Linked DNA regions of Homo sapiens: region 2 is linked to region 1. Evidence: chromatin loops called from intact Hi-C (ENCODE). Cell type or tissue: dorsolateral prefrontal cortex. All regions are shown on one strand. Links, peaks and the distances in the headings refer to the core of each region. The heading gives the core; the rest is flanking DNA. Region 1 holds the start of VTN (vitronectin). Region 2 has its middle 28 kb from the start of SLC46A1.

Region 1 (10,333 bases), core at 871-8,870:
CAGCCTCCCAAGTAGCTGGGATTACAGACATGTACAACCACACCTGGCTCTTTTTTTTTTTTTTTTTTTTTGTATTTTTAGTAGAGACAGAGTTTTACCATGTTGGCCAGGCGGTCTTGAACTCCTGACCTCAAACGATTCGCCTGCCTTGGCCTCCCAAAGTGCTGAGATTACAGGCGTGAGCCACCGCCCCTGGCCAGCCAACACTCTCATTTTCAGAGGACTTACCTGAGGCCCAGCGAAGGGAAGGACTTGCTCAGGAACATATCAATTCAGACCTAGGACTTTATTTTGAGTCTCCTGATGCCCCAGCCCTCACTTTTCCCTATGCACCTGGCACCTTTACAGAGTGGAACTGTGCTGCACTCTTGTGATAACTACTCACCCAGCTCCCAGTTCTTCTGTGGTCTGAGAGGCTGTGGGTCTGGTGAAATGGGCAGATATTTTAGAATTACACAGGTCTGGATTCAAATCCCAGCTCCAAAGGAGGGGAAGATTGTATATATATTGCAAACATGTCTATATAATATACATGCAAATGCCTGTATATGCAGAGACTCTCTCTGGAAGGATATACAAGAAACTTGTTATAGTGGTTTATCTCCAGAGAGGGGGTCTGGTTGAGAAGAACTTTTAAAAAATTTTTAATTTAATTTTAAAAAATTGAGACAGGGCTCTCACTATGCTGCCCAGGCTGGTCTCAATCAAACTCCTGGGCTCAAGTAATCCTTCTGTCTCAGCCTCCTAAAGTTCTGAGATTACAGGCATGAGCCACCATGCCTGGCTGAGAATAACTTTTAACTGTATACCTTTTGTGTGCTTTTCCACTTTTTTGAATTTATGTGCAATGGCTTTCGTGATTTTTTTTTTTTTTTTTTTTAGATGGAGTCTCACTCTTGCCCAGGCTGGAGTGCAGCGGCACGATCTCGGCTCACTGCAACCTCCACCTCCCTGGTTCAAACAATTCCCCTGCCTCAGCCTCCAGAGTAGCTGGGATTACAGGCACACGTCATCAAGCCCGGCTAATTTTTTGTATTTTTAGTAGAGACGGGGTTTCACCATGTTGGCCAGAGTGGTCTCGAACTCCTGACCTCAGGCAATCTCCCGCCTGGGCCTCCCAAAGTGCTGGGATTACAGGCATGAGACACTGCTCCTGGCCGCCTTTCTGTGATTTCAAAAACCTGTCTCCTCCATTTATTCATTGAATATTCCTGGGAAAGCCATTTAACTACTCTGAGGATAGCTTCATTAAGATCCCCTGAAGGGGGTGGACTGTGAATATAGAGGGCTAGCAGTCATATGGGGACCTCACTGGGTGTTGTGGGGCCAGATTTGAAGAGCCATATTCTGTTGGACTTCTGGTAGTTGGAAGTCAGGAAAACTGTGACCTAGGCTCCTTGACAATGGGTGCAATAGCATCCTGAGAAGAAGAAAGCAAGAGGGAAGTGGCAAAAAGGGGTAGGCACACTGATGGAATTGTTTTTTTTTTTTTTTTTTTTTTTTTGACAAGGTCTGGCTCTGTCACTGAGGCTGGAAAGCAGTGGCATGATCTCAGCTCATTGTGACCTCCGCCTCCTGGGCTCAAGCCATCCTCCCACCTCAGCCTCCTGAGTAGCTGGGACTGTGCATGCCATCACGCCCGGCTAATCTGTATATTTTTTGTAGAGATGGGTTTTTGCCATGTTGCCCAGGCTGGTCTTGAACTCCTGGCCTCAAGTGATCCACCCACCTCAGCTTCCCAAAGTGCTGGAATTACAGGCATGAACCACCATGCTTGCCCAGAAGAGCCTTCTTTGAGATGAGGCAGTGGGGGCTTGGTTGGTGAAGGAGAAAAACATTTCATAAATTCGCAGTGTGTCACTCCCCTTCTCTTCTTTCCAGCCCCATTCTCATGCAGCCTACAAGGGGTGCAGGGACCCTCCCCTTCTTTTTTCTTTTGAGATGGAGTCTCACTCTGTTGCCAAGGCTGGAGTGCAGTGGCGCGCTCTCAGCTCACTGCAGCCTCTGCCTGCCGAGTTCCAGCAATTCTCCTGCCTCAGCCTCCAGAGTAGCTGGGGTTACAGGCACACACCACGCACCACCACCATGCCTGGCTAATTTTTGTGTTTCACTTGACCTCAGGTGATCTGCCTGCCTTGGCCTCCCAAAGTGCTAGGATTATAGACAGTGCCTTTTTTTTTTTTTTTTTTTTTTGAGACGAGTCTTGCTCTGTCATCCAGCGTGGGGTGGAGTGCAATGGCACAATCTCGGCTCCCTGCAACCTCCACCTCCCGGGTTCTGTGCGATTCTTCCACCTCAGTCTCCCCAGTAGCTGGGATTACAGATGCCCGCCACCATGCCCAGCTAATTTTTGTATTTTTTTTTTTTTTTAGTAGAGACAGGGTTTCACCATGTTGGCCAGGCTGGTCTCGAACCCCTGACCTCAGGTGATCCACCCGCCTGGGCCTCCCAAAGTGCTGGGATTACAGGCGTGAGCCACGGCGCCTGGCGGGGATCCTGCCTTTCTTTGGAAGTATTGTGATAGCAACCACGCACGTTGTGCTCTGTCCTTGGTCCTGAAGAGACCAGCGTGCGTTTCTTGAGACCAGGGACACTGGTTAGTGACTCTTCTCTCGGTAACTCTGAACCAGGTGAGAATTGCCATTTTTAACCTTGAGATATAGCAGTACTGTTTGCATCTTGCAACCCTCCTCTCCTTGGGCTGCTGGCTGTACTCACTCTCCAGGGATTGTAGTTATAGCTCCTGACTCCACATAGCAAGCCTGCAGGGCACACCTACCAGCCTTGACCCCACCACACCCAGTGAGCACATATTTTATTTGCTACCCCCTCCAAATTCATGGCCTATCCCCATCATGGCAACGGATGTCAGATGGGAGGTTAATGGCTTGCCAAATAAGCAGAACCCTATCTTGGTCTCCCAACCTAAATTGCTTCATTCATGCATTTTTGACAGTTGTATCTTTCCACCAATCACCAGGTAATTTTTTTCTTTTCGAAAATGGCAAGGAAAACACCCCCAACCCACTCCCTTCACACTTGTGAGAGCTGCATGAGCTGAAAGTGACTCTTCCAAAAACTCTTCTAAGCTTGAGAAGCTGGAGACTTCAGCATGAGACTGGAGTGTGACAGCTTGGTCTGCTCTGGCATCAGAAGGGAGGGAAAGTGAGTCCTTGGAGGTCTTCATACTCCAGGAGAGATCCCAAGAGACATGCAAGAGTGGCAACCAGGCCTCTGTTTGACCCTCTTGCGGCATCTTGGTGCTAAGTGGGGTGAAGGGAGAGAACACACACTCTGCCTGGTCCCCGCCGGGCTCTGCACCCCGGTGTCCTCTTCCCCCACCCATGCCTCCCAGCAGAAAACTGTTTCCCATCAGCAGCTGCAGAATGAGATCATGTCTGGCCTGTTGCAAGAACCAGAATGAAGGATGGAGCAGAAGTTGGATTGGGGCGGCAAGAAGGGAGTAAGCAGCCTCAGGCCAGCACGCCTTACAGCCTGGGGAGGAGGGAAAGGAGAGGTCTCCCTCCCTCTTTTCTGAGCGTTGTGTTTCCCTTCTTCTCTCATTGGGAGAGGGATGGGATGATGGCGAGAGAAGGTGTCATAGACGGGAACCCAAGCCGGTGGGAAGGAGAGCTGTGGGCTTGGGGGGCGGGGGAGAGGGAGAATTGGCAATAGGATGCCATCTCCATCCATAGAGCCAGGGACGGACTCCTGTCCTGTAACTCCATTCCTCACCCCACTAGCCCTGGGAGCAAATCTTAGTTCACTGTGATCCACTGAGCAAGTCACTAAACTTTCCCAAGGCTCAGTTTCCTTATCTGTGAAACAGACAGGCTGACCCCTAACAGAGATGTAGTGCAGGCAGTCAGAGAGGTGAGGGAGGCAAAGGCACGGCGCAAGGCACACGGGAACGCAGGCGCTTAACTGTCCACACCACGCGGCGCTCTCCCAACCCCGGCCTGGCGCGCTCACCGGTTCTCAGCCACCAGGATCTGCTCCAGCAGGCGCGCGGCCTGCACACGCGTCTCCAACTCCGGCGCCTGCAGCAGCCGCAACAGCAGGTCGAGGCCGCCATCGAGGCGGATGGCGTCGCACAGACCCTGGGCTACCTCGCGGCCCACGGCCGGCAGCAGCCAGGCCTCCTCCACCAGTTGGAAGACCTCGGCCAGGCCGGCGCCCACGGCCCGCGCGCCGCCCGCCTGCTTCAGCGCGGACAAGGCCTGCTGCAGCTCCGGCAGCGCGCGCTCCAGGGCGTCCTGCACCTCGGTGCCTGCCCCCGGCGACACTTCGCGGGGCCCGCGGCCACCCGCAGCCCACCATGGGCCCGTGCCACCGCCCCCATCTGGCCCAGGCACCGCCAGCCGCTCGGCGCCCGGCCGTGGGCCCGACATGGCGAAGAAGCGACACAGCTTGTAGGCGGAGAGAAGCAGCGTCAGGACCATGGGCGCGGGGCCGCGGGGGACATCCCCGGCCTGGAGGCGGGGCCACGCGGAGAGACCCGGGTTTTGGGAAAAGAGGGACCCGAGAGGGGTCGGGGAAAGAAGATGGAGGGGGAGGAATGGAGAGAAGGGTACCAGGCAAGGGTGCCGGTCAGAAGTTTGGGGGAGGAGTGTCGGCAGGATCGGGGGAGCGGTTGGCAAAGGTGATGCAGGCCCAGATGCAGGGAGTGGGCGAAAGGAGAGAGCGAGCAGGCGAGGGATGGCTCCGGACGCCGTAGGGTAGAGGAGGCGGCGGCTGGAACAAAGCGTGGCCTGGGCACGGGCTCGGCTGAGCTGGGAGATGCTCGGCAGCAGCCACGCCCCGGAGGAGCAGCGGTCCCCGGCCGACGCCCCGCCTCTGGGTCCCGCGGGGCTCCTCCAGCCTCCTGCAGCCACGCCCCGGAGGAGCAGTGGTCCCCGGGCCGACGCCCCGCCTCTGGGTCCCGCGGGGCTCCTCCAGCCTCCTGCGCAGCCCCACCCCCAAGCCGTCCCCAGCCACGCCCACGCCCCTGGCCAGCCTTCCCTAGCCCCTCAGTCAGTCGCAGCCACCTCCCCCTGCGCTGGACTTGGAGGAAGGGGGTGGAGAATGAGAGGACGCTCTCCGTTCTCCGCCCCGCCTCCCCGCCCCACGTGACATCGGTACGTGGGAGCAACACCGCTGGATGCCCCCTCCCTACTAAATGGTTAAAACAATCATCATAACTCTTAAGGCCCTTTTATGGCTGTTTCTTAGCGAAACCTCACAACATGCCTATGGGGTGGGAATTGATGTTCCATTCCACAGCTGACTCCACTGAAGCCCATGAGGAAGAAATTGGCCCAAATCACAGTCCCCTCTGATTACAGAACAGAAAAAGTCAGCTAAAATCTCAGGATCACTTTTTTCAGGTGATGGGAGGATTTCAGAAGTTCTGTGGACACCTGAAATTGGGCACAAAATCAGGTGTTTCATGCCAGTGGGCATTTTCCAGGTAGAGGGATCATATTTCTCTCGAGAGTCTAAAAGTGTGTTGAACAAGCCCACTCTTTACAGATGGGGAGACTGAGCCTGGGGACAGGGAGTGGCCTGCTCAGAAAAGACTCAGAAATTAAATCCAGTCCAGTGGGTTGATATTTACCCAAATTTCCAGCCTGGGGAGATTGATGCACCCAAGAGAAGAACCCAGAAATGAAACTTTGTTCTTTTATGCTAAAAAATAAAATTCCCCAGAGTGCTTACAATCTCTCCTCCCACTCCCTTTTTCCTGCCCTAAATAAATAATGGCGAATGAGCACCCAGCCAGGGATGTGTCTGATCAAACAATCATGGATCAATAGCTATGTTTGGAGAAGGAATTTGTGGCTGCTCCAGCTACTGGGCATTTTGTCTGGTCCAGTTCATGTAATCTCCCAACACCCCATGAAGCAAGGCTTTGTTAATCCTATTTTACTGAAAATGAACTAAGACTCAGAGAGATAAAGCTGTTGCCCAATGAGCCTTCTTTCTGCCCTCCAGATCCACGGTGCTAATTCCCCTTCCGATGACCTAATGATTCTGAGCTTGGCAAAGGTCTTATCTCCCAGCTCGCCCAGGCCCAGTGTTCCAGGAATGTGACCTTTGCTGCAGCAGCCGCTGGAGGGGGCAGAGGGGATGGGCTGGAGGTTGAGCAAACAGAGCAGCAGAAAAGGCAGTTCCTCTTCTCCAGTGCCCTCCTTCCCTGTCTCTGCCTCTCCCTCCCTTCCTCAGGCATCAGAGCGGAGACTTCAGGGAGACCAGAGCCCAGCTTGCCAGGCACTGAGCTAGAAGCCCTGCCATGGCACCCCTGAGACCCCTTCTCATACTGGCCCTGCTGGCATGGGTTGCTCTGGCTGACCAAGGTACAGGGGAGTGTTGGTGGCCATCTGGGTCAATGTAGGGAGGGCGAGGGTGGTCTGGGCTTGGTGGCACCGACTGACACTCCTTCCTCATAGAGTCATGCAAGGGCCGCTGCACTGAGGGCTTCAACGTGGACAAGAAGTGCCAGTGTGACGAGCTCTGCTCTTACTACCAGAGCTGCTGCACAGACTATACGGCTGAGTGCAAGCCCCAAGGTGTGTTCAGAGCCCAGGTGGGTGGGCTGGGGTGCCCCCTGCTGCTGGAGACTCACTACCATCCACTCTCTGCAGTGACTCGCGGGGATGTGTTCACTATGCCGGAGGATGAGTACACGGTCTATGACGATGGCGAGGAGAAAAACAATGCCACTGTCCATGAACAGGTGGGGGGCCCCTCCCTGACCTCTGACCTCCAGGCCCAGTCCAAAGGGAATCCTGAGCAGACACCTGTTCTGAAACCTGAGGAAGAGGCCCCTGCGCCTGAGGTGGGCGCCTCTAAGCCTGAGGGGATAGACTCAAGGCCTGAGACCCTTCATCCAGGGAGACCTCAGCCCCCAGCAGAGGAGGAGCTGTGCAGTGGGAAGCCCTTCGACGCCTTCACCGACCTCAAGAACGGTTCCCTCTTTGCCTTCCGAGGTGAATCCAGGGCAGGTACTGGGGATGCGGGTCTGCCCCAGGAGCGTCCCTGCTCTCACACCATCTCCTCCACTCTAGGGCAGTACTGCTATGAACTGGACGAAAAGGCAGTGAGGCCTGGGTACCCCAAGCTCATCCGAGATGTCTGGGGCATCGAGGGCCCCATCGATGCCGCCTTCACCCGCATCAACTGTCAGGGGAAGACCTACCTCTTCAAGGTGCCAGGGGCTGTGGGCCAGGGTAGAAAGCATCTAGGGAGGGTTTGAGAGCTATTGCTCCCAGGGACAGGGTGGACAGGGAAGCTGGACCCAGGGCCCTGCAGGACCTGGTGGGAGCTCTGTGAGCACAGGGCAGCCCCAAGACTCCAGGTCCTGGGCAGTGAACCTGGACCTGGGAACGGCTGCCTTAGGGCAAGGGACTCTGCCTCTGTGCCCAGCCAGCGGCCTCCATACCCCTTTTCACTTTCCCCACCTCTTAGGGTAGTCAGTACTGGCGCTTTGAGGATGGTGTCCTGGACCCTGATTACCCCCGAAATATCTCTGACGGCTTCGATGGCATCCCGGACAACGTGGATGCAGCCTTGGCCCTCCCTGCCCATAGCTACAGTGGCCGGGAGCGGGTCTACTTCTTCAAGGGTACTCAGGGGGTGGTGGGAGACTGAGCAGGCAGTGGAGCAGTCTTGGATTCCTTTCACATTTCACTGGGGACAGGCCTCAGCATGTGCCCACCCCTGACCCCCACCTCATGCTGGGAGATCCTAACTTCAACAGCCTCTGGGATCTCCAGTCTTGCCCTGGCCCAGCCCTCCTAATGCCCACCACCCTGCTCCTCAGGGAAACAGTACTGGGAGTACCAGTTCCAGCACCAGCCCAGTCAGGAGGAGTGTGAAGGCAGCTCCCTGTCGGCTGTGTTTGAACACTTTGCCATGATGCAGCGGGACAGCTGGGAGGACATCTTCGAGCTTCTCTTCTGGGGCAGAACCTCTGGTATGGAGAGAGGGCAAGTCTTGCTTCTCCCTCAAAAGGGCTGAAACCCCTTGGTATTGGTAGAGCCAGGCCGGCTGGAGGGGGCTGTGGTTGTGGAGCTATCGATCAAAGTCTGTTTGCTCAGGCCAGACTTTGCTTCTGTTGACCTTTTGGGGAAAGCTCAGCTCTACCTGGACCCCACACCTTGGACTTTGCCTAGCACAGCTGAGAGCACAGCCAGCAGAGGGAGGGGCTGTGGCTGAGGAGTTTAGGGGGCCTGGGGGGGTGGGGTCGAGACACCAGTGATATGGTGGAGGGAAAGCACAGGGGGAAGGGAATTGGACTGAGAGTCAAAGGCCTGGCTCTGCCATTCGCTGCTGTGTGTCTTTGGGCAAGGTGCAGCAGATGAACTCTAATGGCCCCGCTGGAAGGGGCAAGATTCGGACCCCCAAGACCTCTCATTCACCCCTTCCCTGCCACAGCTGGTACCAGACAGCCCCAGTTCATTAGCCGGGACTGGCACGGTGTGCCAGGGCAAGTGGACGCAGCCATGGCTGGCCGCATCTACATCTCAGGCATGGCACCCCGCCCCTCCTTGGCCAAGAAACAAAGGTTTAGGCATCGCAACCGCAAAGGCTACCGTTCACAACGAGGCCACAGCCGTGGCCGCAACCAGAACTCCCGCCGGCCATCCCGCGCCACGTGGCTGTCCTTGTTCTCCAGTGAGGAGAGCAACTTGGGAGCCAACAACTATGATGACTACAGGATGGACTGGCTTGTGCCTGCCACCTGTGAACCCATCCAGAGTGTCTTCTTCTTCTCTGGAGGTAGGAGCCGCTGCCACCCCTGAAGCTGGTCTAGCTTGGGTTTTCCTTGCTGTCCCTGGTGCACAAGGGCTGAACGCAGCCTGCAAGTAGTGACCACAGAAAGCCAGGCCAGAAGTCCTTAGCTGCATCATGGATGTTCACTTTCCCTTCTGGGAGAGACCCTAGACTTCTCAAGGGAAGAGTGGGCAGGGCCAGGCTGGGCCTCACGCATCCTCTGCTTTCCTCTCTTCCAGACAAGTACTACCGAGTCAATCTTCGCACACGGCGAGTGGACACTGTGGACCCTCCCTACCCACGCTCCATCGCTCAGTACTGGCTGGGCTGCCCAGCTCCTGGCCATCTGTAGGAGTCAGAGCCCACATGGCCGGGCCCTCTGTAGCTCCCTCCTCCCATCTCCTTCCCCCAGCCCAATAAAGGTCCCTTAGCCCCGAGTTTAAAATTATTGTTCTGACTGGGGTAGACACATCCCTGTCTGGGTAAAGGAGAGGAAGCTGGACTGTCAGAATGGGTTGGTGAGGGGGACAGAGAAGGGACAGAGAAGGGCCTCGCCGTGTCCAACCCATGTTGGGCTCAGGACCTCTCTGTGCTCAGGACCTCTCTGTGAACCGGTTTGGGGCTGGGGAAGGCCTCCTGAGAGCTACCCTTCCTCTTGAGCTAAGCAGCCCCCAGCAACCCACCAGCAGCTAAGCAGACACTTGAACTCCTCTGATGATGACAAAGTTACCAGGCCAGCCTCCGTGGGTGAGGCTTGCTTTGCCCCTTGGAGTTGACTAGGGTCTTGGAGGAGAGAGAAGGGGCAAGAGTTGGTGGGGTTCTGGCTCAGCTTTTTTGTCCATCCTGATCTGAAATCCTAGTAGCTCTGACTCCTGAGCACTTGGGGAACCAGTCACTGTGCTTCCCCAAACCCACCCCTAGGGTGAGCCTTTCTTGAGGTCTCTGTCTAGGGTCTAGGATGGGGAGCAGCAAGACCAGGAGAGATAGTGAAGGGCAGAAACTGAAAGGAAATTCAAAAGCACACACTTCTTGTGGAAAAGTGGCCCAGGAGCCCAGGAGTTTGAAGCTGCAGTGAGCTATTATTGTACCACTGCACTCCAACCTGGGGAATAGAGTGAGACTCTATCTCTAAAAACAGAACAAAATAAAAAAGGGGGGGAATTTTTGTCTGGGCATGGTGGCTCATGCCTGTAATTCCAGCACTTTGGGAAGCCAAGGTGGGAGGATTGCTGGAATCCCGAAGTTTGAGACCAGCCTAGGCAATATAGCAAGACACCATCTCTACAAAAATAAATAAGTTAGCTGGGCAACTTATGGGTGGTGTGTGCCTGTAGTCCCAGCTATTTAGGAGGCTGAGGTGGGAGGATTGCTTGAGCTTGGGAGGTTGAGGCTGCAGTGAGCAGAAATCACACCACTGTACTCCAGCCTGGGCAACAGAGTGAGAAAAAGAAAATTTAGGCCAGGCACGGTGGTTCATGCCTGTGGTCCCAGCACTTTGGGAAACCAAGGCCCGTGGATCATGAGGTTAGGAGTTCGAGACCAGCCTGGCCAACATGGTGAAACCCCGTCTCTACTAAAA
Region 2 (10,333 bases), core at 720-8,719, 63 kb before region 1:
AAAAAAAAAGAGAGAGAGAAAAAGAAAGAAAAAGAAAATAACGAGTGTTAGCAAGGATGCGGAGAAATTAGAGCCCTTCTGCACTGCTGGTGGGAACATAAAATGGTGCAGCTGCTGTGGAAAACAGTATGGTGGTTCCTCAAAAAATTAAAAATGTACTCAGGCGGTTGAGGCAGGAGGATCACTTGAGGCCAGGAATTGGAGGCTGCAGTGAACTATGATTGTTCCACTGTGCACCAGCCTAAGCCACAGAGCAAGACCCCATCTCAAAATAGAAAAAGTTTAAAAACAGAATTACCATATGATCTAGCCATTTTACTTCTAGGTATATACCCAGAATAACTGAAAGCAGGGTTTCAAAGAGATATTTGTATACCCATGTTCATAGCAGCATGATTCACACACTAGCTAAAACACGGAAGAAACCCAAGTGCCCATGGATAGACGAATGGATAAGCAAAATGTGATATATCCATACAATGCAATATTAGCCTTAAAAAGGAAGGAAATTCTGCAATATGCTACAATAGGAATGAACCTTGATGATATAATGCAGAGTGAAATAAGCCAATCACAAAAGGGTAAATATTGTATTATTCCACTTATATGAGGTACTTAGACTAGTCAAAATCATAGAGACAAAAAGTAGAATGGTGGTTGCCAAGGGCTGTGGGAGAGGGGAATGGAAAGTTATTGTTTAATGCGTATAGAGTTTCAGTTTTACAAATTGAGAAGAATTATAGAGATGGATAGTGGTGATGGTTGCACAACATTATGAATGTATATAATTCCACTGATCTGTACACTTAAACATACTTAAAATGGTAAATTTTATGTTATGCATAATTTACCATAATAAAAATTGAAATAAAATAGTATACCATAATAATAGTATTCTCACAATACAGATACAATTGATAGATGTAAATAAACTCAAAATCACAGATTAGGATGGGCGTGGTGGCTCACACCTATAATCCCAGCAGTACTTTGGGAGACTGAAGCAGGAGGATCGCTTGAACCTAGGAATTGGACAACAGCCTGGGCAACATAGTGAGACCCTGTCTCTACAAAAAATACTTTAAAATTAGCTGAGTGTGGTGGCACACTCAGTTTGTCATGATGCTTGTAGTCCCAGCTACTTGGGAGGCTGAGGTGGGAGGCTCATTTGAGCTTGGGAGATTGAGGCTGCAGTTAGCCATGGTTGTGCCACTGCACTCCGGCCTGGGTGACAAAGAGAGACCTTGTTTCAAAAAAAGAAAAAAAAAAAAGCATACGTTATAGTAAAATATAAAATAATTAAGAAGTGGTGATTTTGAGTATTCATTACCTTTGTTTTTAATATTATTTATTATTTTTAAATGTGTGTAATTTAATTTTTAATAATAGCTCCAGTTAATAACTGGCCCTTTATAAAAAATGTTTGCTAACCTCGTCTATAGAGTTTCTACATTGGAAGTTTTGAAAGTTTTCTGTTTTTGACTTCTGACCTAATTGTGTTATAGTTAGATAATATTATCAGTATACTATTGATTTTTTAAATTTGAGGTAAACTTTGTTGCCTCATACATGGCCAATTGTTATAAATTATCCGTATAGGCCGGGCGCGGTGTCTCACGCCTGTAATCCCAGCACTTTGGGAGGCCAAGGTGGGCGGATCACGAGGTCAGGAGATCGAGACCATCCTGGCTAACACGGTGAAACCCTGTCTCTACTAAAAATACAAAAAATTAGCCGGGCTTGGTGGCGGGCACCTGTAGTCCCAGCTACTTGGGAGGCTGAGGCAGGAGAACGGCGTGAACCTGGAAGGCGGAACTTGCAGTGAGCCAAAGCCGAGATCGTGCCATTGCACTCCAGCCTGGGTGACAGAGTGAGACTCTGTCTCAAAAAAAAAAAGAAAAAAAAATCCATATATACTTAAGAAAAATATGTACTCTTGAATTTTTTATAGTGTTCTAGATATAATGTATATTAAATCAAATTTAAGTTGCTCACATTTTTCATTTTTTTGTGAATTTTATATTTGCTTGATCTATAACTTACTGATAAATGTGTGCTAAAGTCTCGTATAAGGATGGAAGTTAATCTGTGTCAAGTATCCTTGTCAGTTTGTCCTTGTAGTTGTGTTTGCTTGTTATATATTTTTCTGTCCTTCAAGTTCAAGCTGAAGGTGTGTTTACATCATAGACATTTAAATACCCAAATATTCTGAGAAGCTTAAAAAAATGGTAGTTTCCTGTCCACCCCTCTTCACTCCCTTAGTCACCTTCCTCAACATCAGCCATTTCCAACTCTTTCCACCATTTATTTTGACATTTATATTTATATTATCTTTGTTTCTAAATAGTATATATGTGTGTGTGTGTATATATATATATATATTTTGAGACGGAGTTTCACTCTTGTTGCCCAGGCTGGAGTGCAATGGCGCGATTCCGGCTCACTGCAACCTTTGCTTCCGAGGTTCAAGCAATTCTCCTGACTCGACCTCCCGAGTAGCTGGGATCACAGGCATGTGCCACCACGCCCAGCTAATTTTGTATTTTTAGTAGAGACGGAGTTTCTACATGTTGGTCAGGCTTGTATGGAACTCCTGACTTCAGGTGATCTGCCCACCTCGGCCTCCCAAAGTGCTGGGATTACAGGCGCGAACCACCCACGCTCGGCCTCCAACCTCGAATTCTTTAACCAAACAAGCTATTGCTTCAGTGTGAAGGTAGAATCAGACAGTTTCAGATATGCAATATCTCAGAAGTTACTTCATACACCCTTTCTCGACAAGCTATTAGAAGTTGTCCTCTACCAAAATGAGAGTATAAATTAGGAAACAGCAAGTAGATGCATGAAATAAGAGATACGACACAGAAGGGAAGGTATGGGAATTTCCAGAATGATGACAAAGGCAGATCCTAAGATGACGCTTGTGCTCCAGAGAGGACAGCTTGTTCACGTTGGAGCAGTGTGACTCATGAGGCACGTGGACGTAATTGAGGGTTATAATAACCATGCCCTCTGCTAGTGAATGTGACCCACAAAAAGGAAGTAAATCGGCCGGGCGCGGTGGCTCACGCCTGTAATCCCAGCACTTTGGGAGGACGAGATGGGTGGATCACGAGGTCGAGAGATGGAGACCATCCTGGCCAACATGGTGAAACCCCGTCTCTACTAAAAATACAAAAATTAGCGGGGTGTGGTAGCGCACACCTGTAGTCCCAGCTACTCTGGAGGCTGAGGCAGGAGAATCACTTGAGCCCAGGAGGTGGAGGTTGCAGTGAGTTGAGATCTGCCACTGCACTCCAGCCTGGGCAACAGAGTGAGACTCTGTCTCAAAAAAAAAAAAAAAAAAAAAAAAAAAAGAAGAAGTAAGTCAAGGAGGAAGGCATGAAACCCAACTCAGGAAAAAGGGAAAGAGTATTACAAGGCGATAACAAGGGAAGACCCTAGCAGTGCAGCATGTCCAGAGATCAACTAGCCTAGATTGAAGAAGATTCAAGGTCTCCTTGATGGAGGAAAATAAAGCTCTCCAAGAAATGATATGGAAGTGATGGATCACCTGATGTGACTAAACTTTTGGAAAATTGTACCAAGAGGCTTTTAAAAAATGTTTTATTTGTTCATTTTTATTTTAGAGACAGGGTCTCACTTTGTTGCCCAGGGTAGTCTCAAACTCCTTAGCTCAAGCTATTCTCCCAGCTCAGCCTCCTGAGTAGCTGGGATTACAGGTTCAAGCTGCCGGGCCTGGCTCTCAAGAGGCTCTTAGATGGTGTGAGAAGGGTTAGTGATACATACAAAGGAAACCAAGCTAATGAAAACACTAGGCAATTATTAACTTTAGGAAAAAGCCAAAACTAAGAAAGGAATCATAATCATCATATACATTACCCAACTATGAATATTTGCATGAACATTCTAATGTAAACACTGAATCTTGATTTAATTTAAAATTATAATATAATCTTATTTGATTTAAGAGAGCTAAATCTTTCCAGTATAGTTATATTGTATTCAAATTATACTCTAATACGAAGTTGATAGCTGAAGTCCAAAATTGATGAATAAAATATGAATGTGGCCGGGTGTGGTGGCTCATGCCTGTAATCCCAGCACTTTGGGAGGCGGAGGCAGGTGGATCACCTGAGGTCAGGAATTGTAGACCAGCCTGGGCAACATGGTGAAACCCCTTTTCTACACAAGTACCAAAAAAAAAAAAAATTAGCCAGGCATGATGGTGGGTGCCAGTAATTCCAGCTACTCGGGAGGCTGAGGTAGGAGAATCCCTTGAACCCAGGAGGCAGAGGTTGCGGTGAGCCAAGGTCACACCATTGCACTCCAGCCTGGACAACAAGAGCAAAACTCTGTCTCAAACAAACAAACAAACAAACCAAAAATGAATTCGAGGTTGGAAATAATTTTTCTTCAGAATTTTGAAGTTATTGCTTCATTGCCTTTCTGCTTCAAGTATCTCTTCTGGGAATTCTAAAGTCATTCTGGTTCCTGATCTTCTTGTGAAAGCTTTTTTGTTTTCATTTGGGAAACTTGAAGGTTATCTCTTTGTCTTGAAGACCCTACAATGTGACAATAATATGCACTGGAGTGGGTCTATTTTAACAATTATGCTGAACATTCTGTGGGTTCTGTCAATCTACATCCTCCAATTCTGAGACATTTTCTTGAATAATTTCATTGATGTGTTCTTCCCTTTAATTTTTATTTTCTCTCTTTTTGGATTATTTGGATTCTGGGCTTCCTGGGCTGTCTCTCTCTTTTTCCCATCTTTTCTTTTTGCTTTAGTATTTTAGGGATTTCCTCAACTTTCTCTCGAGTTTTGCATTTCTACTACCACTTTTTTTTATTATTTTAATGCTTTTTTTAATAGCATCCTGTTCTTGTTTCATAGATGTAATATTTTCTCTTATCTCTCTAATGACATTAAAAACAGGTTTTTTGTTTTGTTTTGCTGAGATAGGGTCTTGCTATGTTGCCCAGGCTGGTCTCGAACTCCTGGGCTCAAGGGATCCTCTCACTTCAGCCCTCACGAGTAGCTGGAACTACAGGTGTGTACCACTGTGCCTAATAACAGGGTTGTTTGGAAATTTGGAGGTTTTTTTCTTGTATAGTTTCTATTTCTTCTGAGTGCTTTTCCTGTTTGCTTTAGTCCCTCCCTACAATGTTAGAGGCTTATCTCAGGTCCAGGCTTATCTCATAATCCATGGTCATTTTGTTATGATTAAGAGTGGGGAGAGTGGCCGGGTGCAGCGGCTCACGCCTGTAATCCCAGCACTTTGGGAGGCCAAGGCAGGCAGATCACCTGAGGTTGGGAGTTCGAGACCAGCCTGACCAACGTGGAGAAACCCTGTCACTACTAAAAATACAAAATTAGCCGGGCGTGGTGGCACATGCCTGTAATCCCAACTACTCAGGAGGCTGAGGCAGGAGAACTGCTTGAAACTGGGAGGTGGAGGTTGCGGTGAGCTGAGATCGTACCATTGCACTCCAGCCTGGGCAATAAGAGCAAAACTCCATCTCAAAAAAAAAAAAAAAAAAGAATTGGGGAAAAATTAGATACTCTGAGTCCATGAAGTCACAGTGAGTTTCACTGTGGTGACCTGGATTGGTCATTTGTTTGGAAACCCAAAGTTTCTGTATCTTTGGGTCTTTTTTCTGTGACTGTTCATATTCCTCAGAAAAGACTCTTCTAATCTTCCAATTAAAGGATATAGGTTTCACTTTAGCATTCTGGGAGCCCAGTGGCAGAAAAGGGTTAGGGGAAGTCTTAGCTTTCAGTATGTCTACAGTCACATAATCCCAACTTGCAGCGTGTCTTCAGCTGTGCTCATCAGCCTCCCTCCAGGCAGAGACCTTCTGTTGTTCCTTCTTTCAAGAATAATCCCCCAGTCATCTGCTAGGGTTAGGAGAGGCAGTACTGCCATGGTGTGGAATACTGGAGGGGATTTGGCATCTAACTACTTCTCAGCTTTTACCTAATCCTCCTTATTTTAAATTCCTCTCTCATACCCTCTCCAATTTTAGAGTTGCCTGTAGTTTCCAATTACTAAGTATTTTGAGGATTCTATGGTGAGAATGTGGTTGGTGGCCCACTGCTGTCTCAGAATTCTTCTCTATGTTGTTAAGTCATTTGGCCCATATGTTCATGTCTTCCAAACTGTTACTGTTGTTGTCTTCCCTTCCCCAACTCTTCTCCCTTCCATTAATTTTTTAAAAATAAATATTTAAAAATATATATTGAGACCAGGCGCGGTGGCTCATGCCTGTAATCCCAGCACTTTGGGAGGCCGAGGCAGGCAAGACTTGAGGTCAGGAGTTCGAGTCCAGCCTGGCCAACATGGAGAAATCCCGTCTCTACTAAAAACACAAAAATTAGCCAGGTGTGGTGGTGGGCACCTGTAGTCCCAGATACTCGGGAGGCTGAGGCAGGAGAATTGCTTGAGCCCAGGTGGTGGAGGTTGCAGTGAGCTGAGATTGTACCACTGCACTTCAGCCTGGGAAATAGAGTGAGACTCAGTCTCAAATATATACATACATATTATATATATATATATATATTATATTATATATACATTATATATACATATATACCATATAATATATTGTATAATAATATAATATATATTGTATAATAATAATATACTATATATATATTATATATACCACTTTAAATTGGGGCTTTTGGTTGGAAGTGAGATAGATTAGTTGTGTGTGCACCTTAACTTGGAAGATTAGTTGATTTTGCATCTTAACTTGGAAATATCTTACTTTTCAAATTTAATTCTTCCTCTCCCTCTTTGGTTTGGAGGTTATAAACTCTATTTCCCCTCTTTTAGAATATTAATCATTTGACATGCATACTTTATCTAAAATCTAAAATTATTCAAGTTCTCTACCATTCTCCTCATACCAATCATCCCCTTTTGTCTCATATAGTCCATTATCTTATTTCTATCTAGTTATTTTTCATAGCTTCCCTCAAGTTAAACATTATTATTTATCTTTTGTGCAGTTAATGTTTGATATACCTACTTGCTTATCAATTCATTGGCACACAACTCCTTCTTTCATCCCAAACCTTTTTTCCAGGATCACTTATTATCCTACATGGACCTATGAATTGAATGATTTGCGTCTTTCATGAATTCTGGAAACGACTCAGCCAATACCTCTGCAAAGAGCTGGGCATGGGCAACATAGCAACACTCTGTCTCTAAACATTTTTTTAAAAGGTCTACTCTAGACGCTCCTCCTAGAATTCAGAGTAGACCTATGTTAGACTTCATACTTTATTCTATCCTGTAGGTTTTATACCTCTATTTTATTTGCCTTTGTGCTGAATTCTGAGTATTTCTTCAGCTCTATCTTCAGTTCTTCATTTCACTAATTCACTCTTCATCTGTGTCCAGTCAACACAGATGATGTTTAGCCTGTCCTCTGAATTTGGTTTACTTTTATAAAAAAGCAAAACACAACAAAGCCAAATTTATCTATCATCTATCTATTTGAGACAAGTAGGAGAGAATGGGGTGGAGGAGAGTATATGGCTAAGAGAATTTTTTAAAAGATGAGATCAATTTAGCATGCGTAAATGCTGACAGGAAGGACCTGAGAGAGAGAGAGAGAGTCCAGGTTTTCCTATTCTTCCACGTGGAGTAGATATGATCCATTAGCAACTGTTGGATCTTCTATTGTTAGGCTTGGTTCCTAATTGTGATCCACAGCATCTATTCTACCTGATTTAAGCAGAAAGAAAGTTATTGGTAGATATCAAGTGGCTCAAAGAGGGCTGGGCATGGTGGCTCATGCCCGTAATCTCAGCACTAATCCCAGCACTTTGGGAAGTCAAGGTGGGAGGATCACTTGAGCCCAGGAGTTCAAGATGTGGCAAGACCCCATCTCTACAAAAAATAAAAATGTTAGCTGGGTGTGGTGGAGTGTGCCTGTAGTCTCAACTACTTTGGAGGCTGAGGCAGGAGGATATCTTGAGTCCAGGTGGTCAAGGTTGCAGTGAGCTGTGATTATGCCACTGCACTCCAGCCTGGGTGACAGAGAAAGACTTTGTCTCAAAAACATATAAAAAAATAAATAAAACAGTGAAATCACCAACAAAAAGCACAAAAATGTAAAAACCATGGCACTAAATAGACCTTGAGGGACATATTTACATTATGAGCTGAAACAAGACAGCAAAGTGTTGCTTTGTTTGACCTCAGCTGGGAATGTGTATTGGATAACTCAAATTTTCACTACATTGTATATGACCCTGAATGACCCCAAAATGCTGAGAAAGTGTCAAGAGTATTAATTTTGAGTCACACATAAATTTTAGCAAGTAGGAGAATTTGCAAATACAAAATCTCCATGTAATGAAACTATGCTAATGTTGGAAACCATTTGGGAAAAGGGGCTCTATTTCTGCCGGGGGTTGGGCTGAGAGGACAGGACCTAAGCTGGGCACTGCCTAGTTGTAGTTCCTTCATTCTTGCTGTATGATATCCCATTGTGTGAATACCCACAATTTATTTGTCTGTTCTACCTGTGATAGACATTTGGGTTGTTTCTAGATACTTGGCTGTCTTAGTCAATACTTGACATTTTCTGTTTTTTACAAAATTTTTTTTAGCCATTCAGATGTAGTAGTATTGGACTGCGGCTTCAATTTGTACTTCTGGTGATCAATGAGATTGTACAATGTTTAATGTTTTTTAGCCATTTGGATGTTTTCTTTTGTGAAGTGTCTGTTCAAGTCCTTTGCCCATTTGTAAAAATTGGGTTTTCTATCCTTTTCATACTGATTTTTAGTTCTTTAGATATCCTGAATATGAGTTCTTTGTCAGTTAAATGTACTACAAATATCTCCTATTCTATGGCTTGCATTTTCACTCTTTTAAGGATATCTTGTGAAGAATAAAAGTTCTTTTTGTGTCCTGTTGAAATAATCTTTGCTTACTCAAAGGCTATTAAGACATACTCCTGTTTTCTTCTAAAAAGCTTTATTATGCCAGGCATGGTGGCTTACACCTGTAATCTGAGCACTTTGGGAGGCCGAGAAGGGCAAATCACCTGAGGTCAGGAGTTCAAGACCAGCCTGGCCAACATGGCGAAACCCCATCTCTAATAAAAATACAAAAATTAGCCGGGTGTGGCGGTGCATGCCTGTAGTCCCAGCTACTCAGGAGGCTGAGGCAAAAGAATAGCTTGAACCCAGGAGGTGGAAGTTACAGTGAGCTGAGATCATGCCACTGCACTCCGGCCTAGGCAACAGAGTGAGACTCTGTCTCAAAAAAAAAAAAAAAAAAAAAAAGGCCGGGCGGTGTGGCGGGCACCTGTAGTCCCAGCTACTCAGGAGGCTGAGGCAGGAGAATGGCGTGAACCTGGGAGGTGGAGCTTGCAGTGAGCCGAGATTGCGCCACTGCACTCCAGCCTGGGTGACAGAGGAAGACTCCGTCCCAAAAAAAAAAAAAAAAAAAAAGAGCTTTATTATCGTACCATTTACAATTTATCTACAATTGATTTCTCTGTAGGAGTAATGTAGAAGTCAATATTTTTTTTCTGAATGGACTATGGACTTTCAATTGACCCAGGAGTACTTATTAAAAACACCTCTGTGATGCTTAATTTTTTTTTTTTTTTTTTGAGAAGGAGTCTCGCTCTGTTGCCAGGCTGAACTGTAGTGGCACGATCTTGGCTGGCTGCAAACTCCACCTCCCGGGTTCAAACAATTCTCCTGCCTCAGCTTCCTGAGTAGCTGGGACTACAGGCACGTGCCACCACACCCAGCTAATTTTTGTATTTTTAGTAGAGATGGGGTTTTCACCATGTTGGCCAGAATGGTCTTGATCTCTTGACCTCATGATCTGCCCACCTCGGCCTCCCAAAGTGCTGGGATTATAGGTGTGAGCCACTGTGCCCAGTGAATTTTTATATCAACTTAACTGGGCTAAGGGATGTCCACATAGCTGGGTGTGTTTGTGAAGGTGTTTCCAGAATAGATTAGCATTTGAATTGAAATACCGCGTAAAGAAGATCACCCTCACCAATGTGGGCAGGCGTCATCCAAGCCACTGAGGGCCTGAAAAGAACAAAATGCTGAGGAAGGGTGAATTCAGTTTCTCTATTTGAGCTGGGACATTCCTCTTCTCCTGTTCTTGGACATCAGTGCTCCTGGTTCTCATACCTTCATACTCAACCCGAATTATACCCTCAGATTTCCTGATTCTCCAGCTTGCAGGTGGTAGATCATGGGACCTGATGGTTTCCGTAATCATTTGGGCCAATTCCTATAATAAATCTCTCTTTCTCTCCACACACACACACATACACA

Evidence for each region. Peaks named below come from ENCODE experiments on the same cell type or tissue, not always from the same donor. Only the 100,000 strongest peaks of a DNase experiment are listed, where the experiment ranks them.
Region 2: a loop joins it to region 1, with 4 times the contacts of the local background. A loop is called at or near these places in 4 of 110 quality-filtered maps.

The regions. Positions count from the first base shown.
Region 1 is chr17:28,366,142-28,376,474 of GRCh38, reverse strand. VTN (vitronectin) reads left to right here and starts at 6,168. Exons shown (of 8, transcript NM_000638.4): 1 at 6,168-6,335; 2 at 6,429-6,548; 3 at 6,624-6,968; 4 at 7,047-7,186; 5 at 7,447-7,603; 6 at 7,802-7,954; 7 at 8,416-8,760; 8 at 8,994-9,191. The coding sequence starts at 6,272. The coding sequence ends at 9,106. SARM1 (sterile alpha and TIR motif containing 1) reads right to left here and starts at 4,781. Exons shown (of 9, transcript NM_015077.4): 1 at 3,973-4,781. The coding sequence starts at 4,442. RefSeq lists silencers at 4,229-4,398, 4,719-5,048. In dorsolateral prefrontal cortex, for the core only: no CTCF peak of the experiment used is centred there; DNase peaks (open chromatin) are centred at 2,517, 4,438 and 5,064; H3K4me3 peaks cover 3,462 bases; H3K27ac peaks cover 4,439 bases.
Region 2 is chr17:28,429,401-28,439,733 of GRCh38, reverse strand. No RefSeq gene overlaps it. Among named protein-coding and RNA genes, the nearest start is that of SLC46A1, 28 kb to the right of the region's middle. In dorsolateral prefrontal cortex, for the core only: no CTCF peak of the experiment used is centred there; no DNase peak of the experiment used is centred there; H3K27me3 peaks cover 757 bases.